Linked DNA regions of Homo sapiens: regions 2 and 3 are each linked to region 1. Evidence: chromatin contacts called from ENCODE Hi-C or POLR2A ChIA-PET data. All regions are on one chromosome and are shown on one strand. The core of a region is the stretch at or near the end of the contact, and the rest is flanking DNA. Distances in the headings are between cores, read along the strand shown. Region 1 holds the start of SNHG1 (small nucleolar RNA host gene 1). Region 2 has its middle 47 kb from the start of AHNAK. Region 3 has its middle 40 kb from the start of SCGB1A1.

The links. A loop is a pair of places that touch in the nucleus more often than their neighbours do. ChIA-PET counts read pairs that join two places held with the same protein, here RNA polymerase II (POLR2A). Pooled maps may share reads with other maps.
Region 2: a pooled map shows a loop between it and region 1 (2.4-fold over the local background). The contact joins the enhancer-like site here to the promoter of SNHG1 in region 1. A Hi-C loop is called at or near these places in 5 of 50 pooled maps. POLR2A ChIA-PET finds 5 or more read pairs at or near these places in 4 of 52 experiments (K562, Panc1, T-cell and 1 more).
Region 3: POLR2A ChIA-PET joins it to region 1 with 15 read pairs in activated CD4-positive, alpha-beta T cell. The contact joins the enhancer-like site here to the promoter of SNHG1 in region 1. A Hi-C loop is called at or near these places in 1 of 37 single-sample maps with no recorded cell type and 2 of 50 pooled maps. POLR2A ChIA-PET finds 5 or more read pairs at or near these places in 6 of 52 experiments (BJ, K562, PC-9 and 3 more).

Annotation. Positions count from the first base shown.
Region 1 is chr11:62,854,465-62,857,164 of GRCh38, reverse strand. SNHG1 (small nucleolar RNA host gene 1) reads left to right here and starts at 1,280. Exons shown (of 9, transcript NR_152585.1): 1 at 1,280-1,741; 2 at 1,949-2,032; 3 at 2,614-2,646. SNORD28 (small nucleolar RNA, C/D box 28) reads left to right here and starts at 2,470; the gene lies at 2,470-2,544. SNORD27 (small nucleolar RNA, C/D box 27) reads left to right here and starts at 2,082; the gene lies at 2,082-2,153. SNORD26 (small nucleolar RNA, C/D box 26) reads left to right here and starts at 1,799; the gene lies at 1,799-1,873. It also overlaps SNORD25 and a transcript of SLC3A2 not described here. RefSeq lists enhancers at 1-224, 225-1,198, 1,167-1,346, 1,457-1,536, 2,174-2,700 and a silencer at 1,047-1,106.
Region 2 is chr11:62,498,311-62,501,148 of GRCh38, reverse strand. It overlaps a transcript of AHNAK not described here. Among named protein-coding and RNA genes, the nearest start is that of AHNAK, 47 kb to the left of the region's middle. Within about 2 kb of position 1,473, at least 15 of the 41 ENCODE cell types and tissues checked have a DNase peak (open chromatin) inside an H3K27ac peak, as active enhancers do.
Region 3 is chr11:62,457,223-62,460,120 of GRCh38, reverse strand. It overlaps a transcript of AHNAK not described here. Among named protein-coding and RNA genes, the nearest start is that of SCGB1A1, 40 kb to the right of the region's middle. Within about 2 kb of position 1,465, at least 4 of the 41 ENCODE cell types and tissues checked have a DNase peak (open chromatin) inside an H3K27ac peak, as active enhancers do; they include PC-9, where a contact is called at or near this core.

The sequences.
Region 1 (2,700 bases), core at 31-2,530:
GGGCGACAGAGCAAGCCTCCGTCTTGAAAGAAAAAAATGTTTGGCCGGGCGCGGTGGCTCACGCCTGTAATCCCAGCACTTTGGGAGGCCGAGGCAGGCGGATCACCCGAGGTCAGGAGTTCAAGACCGGCCTGACCAACATGGAGAAACCCTGTCTCTACTAAAAATACAAAATTAGCCGGTCACAGTGGCGCATGCCTGTAATCCCAGCTACTCAGGAGGCTGAGGCAGGAGAATTGCTTGAACCCGGGAGGTGGAATGCAGTGAGCTGAGATCGGGCCATTGCATTCCAGCCTGGGCAACAAGAGCGAAACTCCGTCTCAAAAAAAAAAAAAAAGAAAGAAAAAAATGTTTATAAAGTGTGCTTGTACACGTAGATGTTTACCACAAACGACTGAACTAATGTTGTCCGGTCTCAGTAAAACAGTCTATAGCTGACTGCAACCATATTGATCAGGCAGGAGTTGCAGCAGGCAGCACCGCCGGAGCTCTTTAGGGTTCCCCATCAATAAAATGGGGGTTGTCATCCTACCTAGCTCTTGGGATTTTGGTGGATTAATCGATTCATATAGTGTGCTTAAAACGGTGCTCCATAAATGTTAGCTAATGTTGGCCCGTAGTAGTCCAAGATCTAAAGAAAACGCACCAGAAGGCAGGACATAGGGAACCAGTTAGGAAAAAATCAGATCCTGTCTTCAGTGAAGCACTTACGTCCTGACATACTTTCCCGAAATGGCCCCACCAAAGGGGACCTCCTCCCGAGCTTAGCCCGGGATCCAGTACCTGAGTCGTCCCCCGCGCTGAGACCCTGGACACCAGCCTCCGAATGTGAGCCAGGCAACTGGCGCGGAATCGACACGACGGCGATCGAGGCTTCAGGAGGCTGTAGCTCCATGGAGGCGGATCCTGCACACAGGTTTGGGGTGTGTGGGCAAGGGGCAGCTCAGAACAGGGTTAGAGGGTAGGCAGTCGTGACCGTCAGTCCAGGATCGCCGTGAGGCAGTGATCTCACCGCTCCTGCCACATGCACTGGGTGAGAAAACCAAGCCGCAATGCGGTCGGTGAGCCAGCACGCTCCCGTAGGACGCATGCGCGCCTTTTTCGCGCCGCAAGTTCAGGTGGCGCTTTGTCTACGCCCTCCTTCCCTGGAACTCTCTACCCACAACTCCCCGGGGTCGCATGCGGTCAACGTATGCGCGTGCGCTCGCCGTAGCCCCGCCCCCAAATCCCGTGGGCCTCTGCGGCATGGTATTTAATCGTCTCCCCGGGGAGATTCGTTCTCATTTTTCTACTGCTCGTGGTAAGTGGCTTCGTGGTCTTTATAGCTGTTACTCTTTTGTACTTTGTCTTTTTCTTTTATTTTCTTTTGAGCGATTGTGCGAACATAGCATAGCACGCACTATGCCTTCTGTGTTGTAGCTGCCTGGCCAGGGCGACTGGCGGATAAGGTCTTGTGCGTGGCCTCGAGGCTTAAAAGTAGCAGTGGGGCTTTGTGAAGGACAAAATGGCGATGGCGGGCCGTGTAGGTCCCCCTTCCTATGATGAGGACCTTTTCACAGACCTGTACTGAGCTCCGTGAGGATAAATAACTCTGAGGAGATGGGCCCTGCAAGCCTCTTGCTTAGCCGTCTGTTCAGAAAATAGCGTTTTCGAAATGCCCTGAGTTGACCTAATGTCTTATTGGGCTCCTGTCTGCAGGATTTACGCGCACGTTGGAACCGAAGAGAGCTCTGTTGTTGCAGTAAGTTCTTACGGCCATTTCTTAATCTCTGCTCTTTCGTTGAGTGTGTGGAAGTTGCTACGGGGATGATTTTACGAACTGAACTCTCTCTTTCTGATGGATTAGTGGAGAAAACAGAAAATTCTGAGTAGCACTGTACTGTACGCAACAAATGTCAGGGCCCTATTGATTTGTCTGAGGTGTTAGTGAAGGGTGTTATTTTTTCAGATGTTCAGCCCACAAGAGCTTACTGGTGAAGGAATGGGACAAGACCCATCTTTATGCAAAGCCAGCGTTACAGTAATGTTCCAGGTAGGTGTACATGGTTTATGCTCTTACAGAGGAGACCTTGTAGATAACCACTCCATGATGAACACAAAATGACAAGCATATGGCTGAACTTTCAAGTGATGTCATCTTACTACTGAGAAGTGAGAGAGAGGTCTTAAGGGGTCTTTGAATGACTATTTTTAGGTACATAAAATGCTTTCCTCTGTTGTCTACAGCATCTCATAATCTATCCTGGGGAATTCAGCTGCCTCCCAGGGTGAATACAGGTAATTATCCAAATTGGTGTATGTCATCTTTGTAAATGTTCAAGAAAACAAGTGGCCGGCGGAACAATGTTTTTTGGCGCCTTCCATCTTGTTCCTCTTGAAATGATTTTCTGGGGAGGGAGATCGCAACCCGGTACTACAGTTCTTGTAAGGGTGTGCTGTTACCCTCATCCATATATCGATCACGTTACTGTCAGATGATTTGAATTGATAAGCTGATGTTCTGTGAGGTACAAAAGTTAATAGCATGTTAGAGTTCTGATGGCAGTTGTTGTTTATGAATAAGCTTCATTCCATCCTAATACCTTAAAATAACTAATTTGCTTTCCTTTCCAGGTATTCCTGATGACAGTCTGCCTCTATCTTACAGTAAGTTGTTTTTCGAATTCTATGGGCCTATTATCTAATAGATAACTTAGCCAT
Region 2 (2,838 bases), core at 224-2,723, 360 kb after region 1:
ACTCCACCTTCTGGGCTCAAGAAATCCTCCCACCTCAACCTCCCAAGTGCCACCACGCCTGACTAATTTGTTTTGTGTTTTTGATTTTTTTTTGTAGAGATGGTGTTTCACTATGTTGCCCAGGCTGGTCTCGAACTCTTGGGTTCAAGCAATTCTCCCATCTCAGCCTCCCAAAGTGTTAGGATTACAGATGTGAGCCACTGTGCCTGGCCAGAATTGTATGTTTTAATGTGATACAGTATGTCTGAGCAATGTCCACATCCAGTTGTCAAGGGGGAAAAAACTTGATAGTGAGCATTCCCAGCTCAACGCTGCCTTGTTCAAAACTCAGCTGACATAGAGGCTTCTGCTGGTTCCCTGTCCACACAGAGTAAGCTCTTCCCAGCCAAAGGGGAGATGAAAGGATTATTTACTATGTAAAGTGGTGAGGCAGAAATCTCCCAGTTTGTTCACTTAGCTCAAAGTGGGAGAAAAAAAATGATGTTGAGGCGGTTCTATAGCTCGATTTCTGGTATGATCAACTGGGAGCAGCAATTTAAAACCCACTTGGATTTTTTAAGTCACTGGGGAGGTTCGGAGCCACATACCACGCCCTGTGTGTCATCATCGGGCTCTCTGAGGGACAGCACGTAGGTTTGGGAGGAACAGGTTCAAACCTGACTCTGATCGTTAACGAAGGTAGTGTTCTGTAGCACACATGACTCTCTGGGCCAATCAGATTACCCCAGCCTTCTAGCACCTGTGTGAACTGACATAGCTGGGAAGCTGGCTAGGCTGGGCTCAGGTGGGGCAGCCAGGTACCTTTATAGTATGATTTGAAGGCCTCAGGTGAGGCTGCCCTAGCCTGAAATATCTCCCCTACTGGCTTGTCAAGGATGTCTGAATTTCGCTACTATTGAGTCATTCCTTTGCGTTTACTACGGTCCTCGTTTTGTGAGTGCAGATTGATCTGGAATACAGGATCCTTAACCTTCCCATCTTAATTGCGTGGATACAACTAGACTATGTTTAATCTCTTGGGTAAGCCACAAACTAAGTTCCACTTTTTCATGCCAGGCCTGTCTTGAGGCATTTCACCTGCCCTCTTCTCTATTCTGTTCAGCTTAGACAAGAAGCAAGCTGGAGCCAGGTAGTCTGGTGTGGGGGACAGAGGAGCAGAGGACTGGAAAGTGAGGGCACCCAGGAGCAGCAGGCTCTCCTTCCTGGCTTCTGGCTTTCCAGCACAGAAAAGCTTGGCTGAGCCTTGGTCTGGTGTCAGATGACGCCTGAAGGGAGATGTGATCTCCCCATTTTGGCCCAGATGGAGCACAGTTAGCTCTTACATGGACTTCCTTCCACTTACTCACTTTCCCTTTACCAGCTATCCTCTGTCCTCCTACTGCTGCACTCTCAGCCATCATCATTCTACGTGGCCTCATGCCAGAAGGGAAGTCTCATTGGCATCCCAGAGGAGCCAGGAGCTCCTAAGCCCCACCAGCACTCGGCCACACCCCTTTCCCCTTTGTGGCTTGGTTCACAGTCTCCAGGAGATGGAGGAGTGGCTAGGAGCTGCGCAGCTGCCGACAGCTCAACTTGTGCGGCTGGTTTTTTGTTTTTTTGAGATGGAGTCTTGCTCTGTTGCCCAGGCTGGAGTGCTGTGGTGCGATCTTGGCTCACTACAACCTCCGCCTCCCGGGTTCAAGCGATTCTCTTGCCTCAGTCTCCCGAATAGCTGAGATTACAGGCACACGATACCATGCCCAGTTAATTTTTTTGTATTTTTAGTAGAGACTGGGTTTCGCCATGTTGGTCAGGCTGGTCTCGAACTCCCGACCTCAGGTGATCCACCCGCCTCGGCCTCCCAAAGTGCTGGGATTACAGGCATAAGCCACTGCGCCTGGCAGGTTTGAACAGATACAGAGGATGTTTAGTGAGAGGCCAGTCGGATGCTATGGGTCTGCACTAAAGCCTTAAACCCTTTCTATCTTTTCCTCTTTCCCAGGCCTAGAAGACATGGTCAGAGTTCATCTACGTCATGCCCCTGCCTCCGGGCATATTTTATCTCCCCATGCCCATGCCTGTCTTCCAGAGACCACTCCCACCAAAGGAAGTGGGAGAAGCGAGGCGGAAGAGAGGCCATAAAGTCCGCTGGAATATAGGCTCCATGAAGGCAGGGATTTTTAATATATCCCCAGAGTCTAGAACAGTGCCTGGCCCACAGTAGATGCTCAATAAATATTTGTTGAATAATGAACCTCCCCTTGTTGAAGTAATCACAGCTGGTAAAGTACTTTCAATCCTAATGAATATTCTGTTGGACAGGTGGAAATTTTTAGAGCCAACATTTCCAAAGATCTATTTATTTTGTTTTTTGTTTTTATTTTATTTTTTTTAGAGAAGGGCCTTGCTCTGTCACTCAGGCTGGAGTGCACTGGCATGATCACAGCTCACTGCAACCTTGAACTCCTGGACTCAAGAGATCCTCCCACCTCAGCTTTCTGAGTAGCTCTTACTAAAGGCACAGCTTCCATGCCCAGCTAATAAAAAAAAATTTCTTTTTTTTTTTTTTTTAGAGTGAGTCTGGGTTCACTATGTTGCTCACGTGCTGCTCTCAAACTTCTGGCCTCAAGCGATCCTCCCACCTTGGCCTTCTAAAGCACTGGGATTATAGGCATGAGCCACTATGTCTGGCCCCAAAGATTCAATTTTTAATTACACCATATAGTGTAATTATAATTACACTATATAGTGTAATTATAATTACATTTAGTGTAATCTTAGTATGCCATTCATTTTGTAAAAAATTAAAACAATACAAGAGAAATTCCCCTTGTTCCAAACACACTTGCGTGCTCCTTC
Region 3 (2,898 bases), core at 216-2,715, 400 kb after region 1:
TTGAGACGGAGTTTTGCTCTTGTTGCCCAGGCTGGAGTGCAATGGTGCGATCTCAGCTCACCACTACCTCCGCCTCCTGGGTTCAAGCGATTCTCCTGCCTCAGCCTCCCGAATAGCTATGCCCAGCTAATTTTTGTATTATTAGTAGAGATAAGGTTTCACCATGTAGACAAGGCTGGCCTTGAACTCCTGACCTCAGGTGATCCGCCCGCCTCCGCCTCCCAAAGTGCTGGGATTACAGGTGTGAGCCACCATGTCTGGCCAAGAGTTGTTGGTGGTACACACGTCTAAAGCCACTATGGACAGACCCTAAATGACCTGTAAGAGGGATTTCCTATATGTCGTCTTGGGAAAGATATTTGACCTCTGTGTGTCTCAGTTTCTTCATCTGTGACATGCAGGAGATTAGGGGACCATGATGCCTTAAGGCTCTTTTGTTTTGACTATTCTACGCATCTGGCCTCCTTCTCAATGAATATTTCTGGGCTTTTTCCTGCTCCTGTCATTTTCTGCCCAGCAGAGGGGCTTGTGTGGAGGTGTGGAGGTCAGGAGAGGGGCATTCATCTCTGGGCTGGCTGGCTGTGTGCCTCTCCATCACTGGGCCCTTCTGGACTTTAGTTTTCTCTTCTGAGAAATGAGGGGCCAGGGCTGTGTGAGCTCCAGGAGAGTGTCTGGTCCTGACATCCCATGATTTTCATGACTTCCTCGTCCCCAGGGATGACCCTCTGATGCTGAAGGAACAGTCAGCTTAGGGTAAGTGATGGCTGCTTTCAGTGTAGACTGAAGGTTTTGGGCAGGGGAGAGGCTGGAGAAGCAGGATCCATTTCCAGTGCCCTGAGTCAGTTCCCTGTGGTCTGATTTGATTTTTTCATGTGAAGTGTTGTGAAATCTCAAAATATCACCCATGTCCACATTCAACTGTGAGTACATTTGTGGTGCATTCCACTACCAAGTATGAGTGCTTTGGGGACCCTCTTACCTGTGAGCTTGGGAACCCCTGCTCCTTGCCCTTGTGTGGGGAGTTTGGAGAGGTGCTGGGGTGACCAGCCATCCCAGTTTGCCCTGTAAACTGTCCTGCTTTTAGCACCCCAAGAGGCTCATCCCAGGAAATCCCTCAGTCCAAACCAAGACAGGTGGCAATCCTACCTAGTTCCACACCAGGGCCTGGCCAGCTTTCTTAGTGGGACAGGCCACAGTTAAACATAGAATCCAGCAGAGCAGTGGACTTTGAAACAGCTGGGGTACTTGGGGCAAATTCCTAGGTCCCACCCTAGAGTGTCTGATTCAGTAAATCTGGAGCAGGGACCAGGAATTCACATTGAATAAGCCCTCCAGGTGAGTCTGGTGCAGGTGGTTCAGGATCTACACCTTGAGGAAACAGAACCAGCTCCTGTCCTTGGGAGCAGTGGAGGAAACAGAGCTAGCTCCTGTCCACAAGAGGTTTATAACACAGGCAGAAGAAGCCAGGTAGGGAACTAATGAACCCTGACACAGAGTGAAATGAAAGCTATAATGAGTACTGGCCAATTTTTCTGCCCTCCTCCCACCCTCCAAAGTAATTTAGTACTTACAAAGCTTGGCTTTGTTGATTATAAGGGGTGACTTGGCATTTTCCAGCAGAAGAGTTGTAGGGAGGGTGAGTTAGTTGCAGAAAGTGACTGTCCACTCCAGCTTACACCAGACTCTCCCGTCTCAGAACCGTGGTGCACTCTGTACTGTATCCTGTGGCCCCTCTGGTGAGGGGATCAAGTGGGACCGTCCCTAAGGCCCACTGAAGCTCTGACCTTCTGACGTGGGGATGAAGAAGTGGTCCTGTTCTTATTCTTGGTGGACAGCTATCAGTTCTGTTGCTTATGAACTAAGTATTTTCTTTCTCTCTTTTTAAAAAAATTTCAGCTTTTCAGGCCCAGTGCAGTGGCTCACGCCTATAATCCCAGCACTTTGGGAGGCCAAGGCGGGTGGATCATGAGGTCAGGAGTTTGAGACCAGCCTGGTCAACATGGTGAAACCCTGTCTCTACTAAAAATACAAAAAAAAAAATTAGACAGGCATGTTGCCGGGCACCTGTAATCCCAGCTACTCGGGAGGCTGAGGCAGGAGAATCGCTGGAAACCGGGAGGTGGAGGTTGCAGTGAGCTGAGATCGCGCCACTGCGCTCCAGCCTGCGCAACAAGAGTAAGACTCCATCTCAAAAAAAAAAAAAAAAAAAAAATTCAGCTTCTCTTTTAGATACAGAGGTACATGCGTAGGATTGTCACATGGGTATATTGGACCCAAGTGGTGAGCATAGTACCACCAGTAGGTAGTTTTCGGCCCATGTCCCCATTCCTCCCTCCTCTCTCTGGTGGTGACAGTATCTCTTGTTCCCATGTTTATGTCTATGTGTGCTCAGCATTTAGCTCCCACTTATAAGTGAGAAATGTGGTATTTGGCTTTCTGTTTTCATGTTAATTTGCTGAACTAAGCCTTTTCGTTCCTTTTTTTTTGTTTTTGAGATGGAGTCTTGCTCTGTCACCCAGACTGGAGTGTGGTGGCTTGATCTTGGCTCACTGCAACCTCCGCCTCTGGGTTCAAGCTATTCCCCTGCCTCAGCCTCCTGAGTAGCTGGGATTACAGGCTTGTGGCACCATGCCCAGCTAATTTTCATATTTTGTTTTGTCTTTTTTTTTTTTTGAAAAGGAGTCTCGGTCTGTCACCCAGGCTGGAGTGCAGTGGCAACATCTCGACTCACTTCAACCTCTGCCTCCCGGGTTCAAGCGATTCTCCTGCCTCAGCCTTCCGAGTAGCTGGGACTACAGGTGTGTGCCACCACGCCTGGCTAATTTTTTTGTACTTTTAGCAGAGATGGGGTTTTACCATGTTAGCCAGGATAGTCTTGATCTCCTGACCTCATGATCC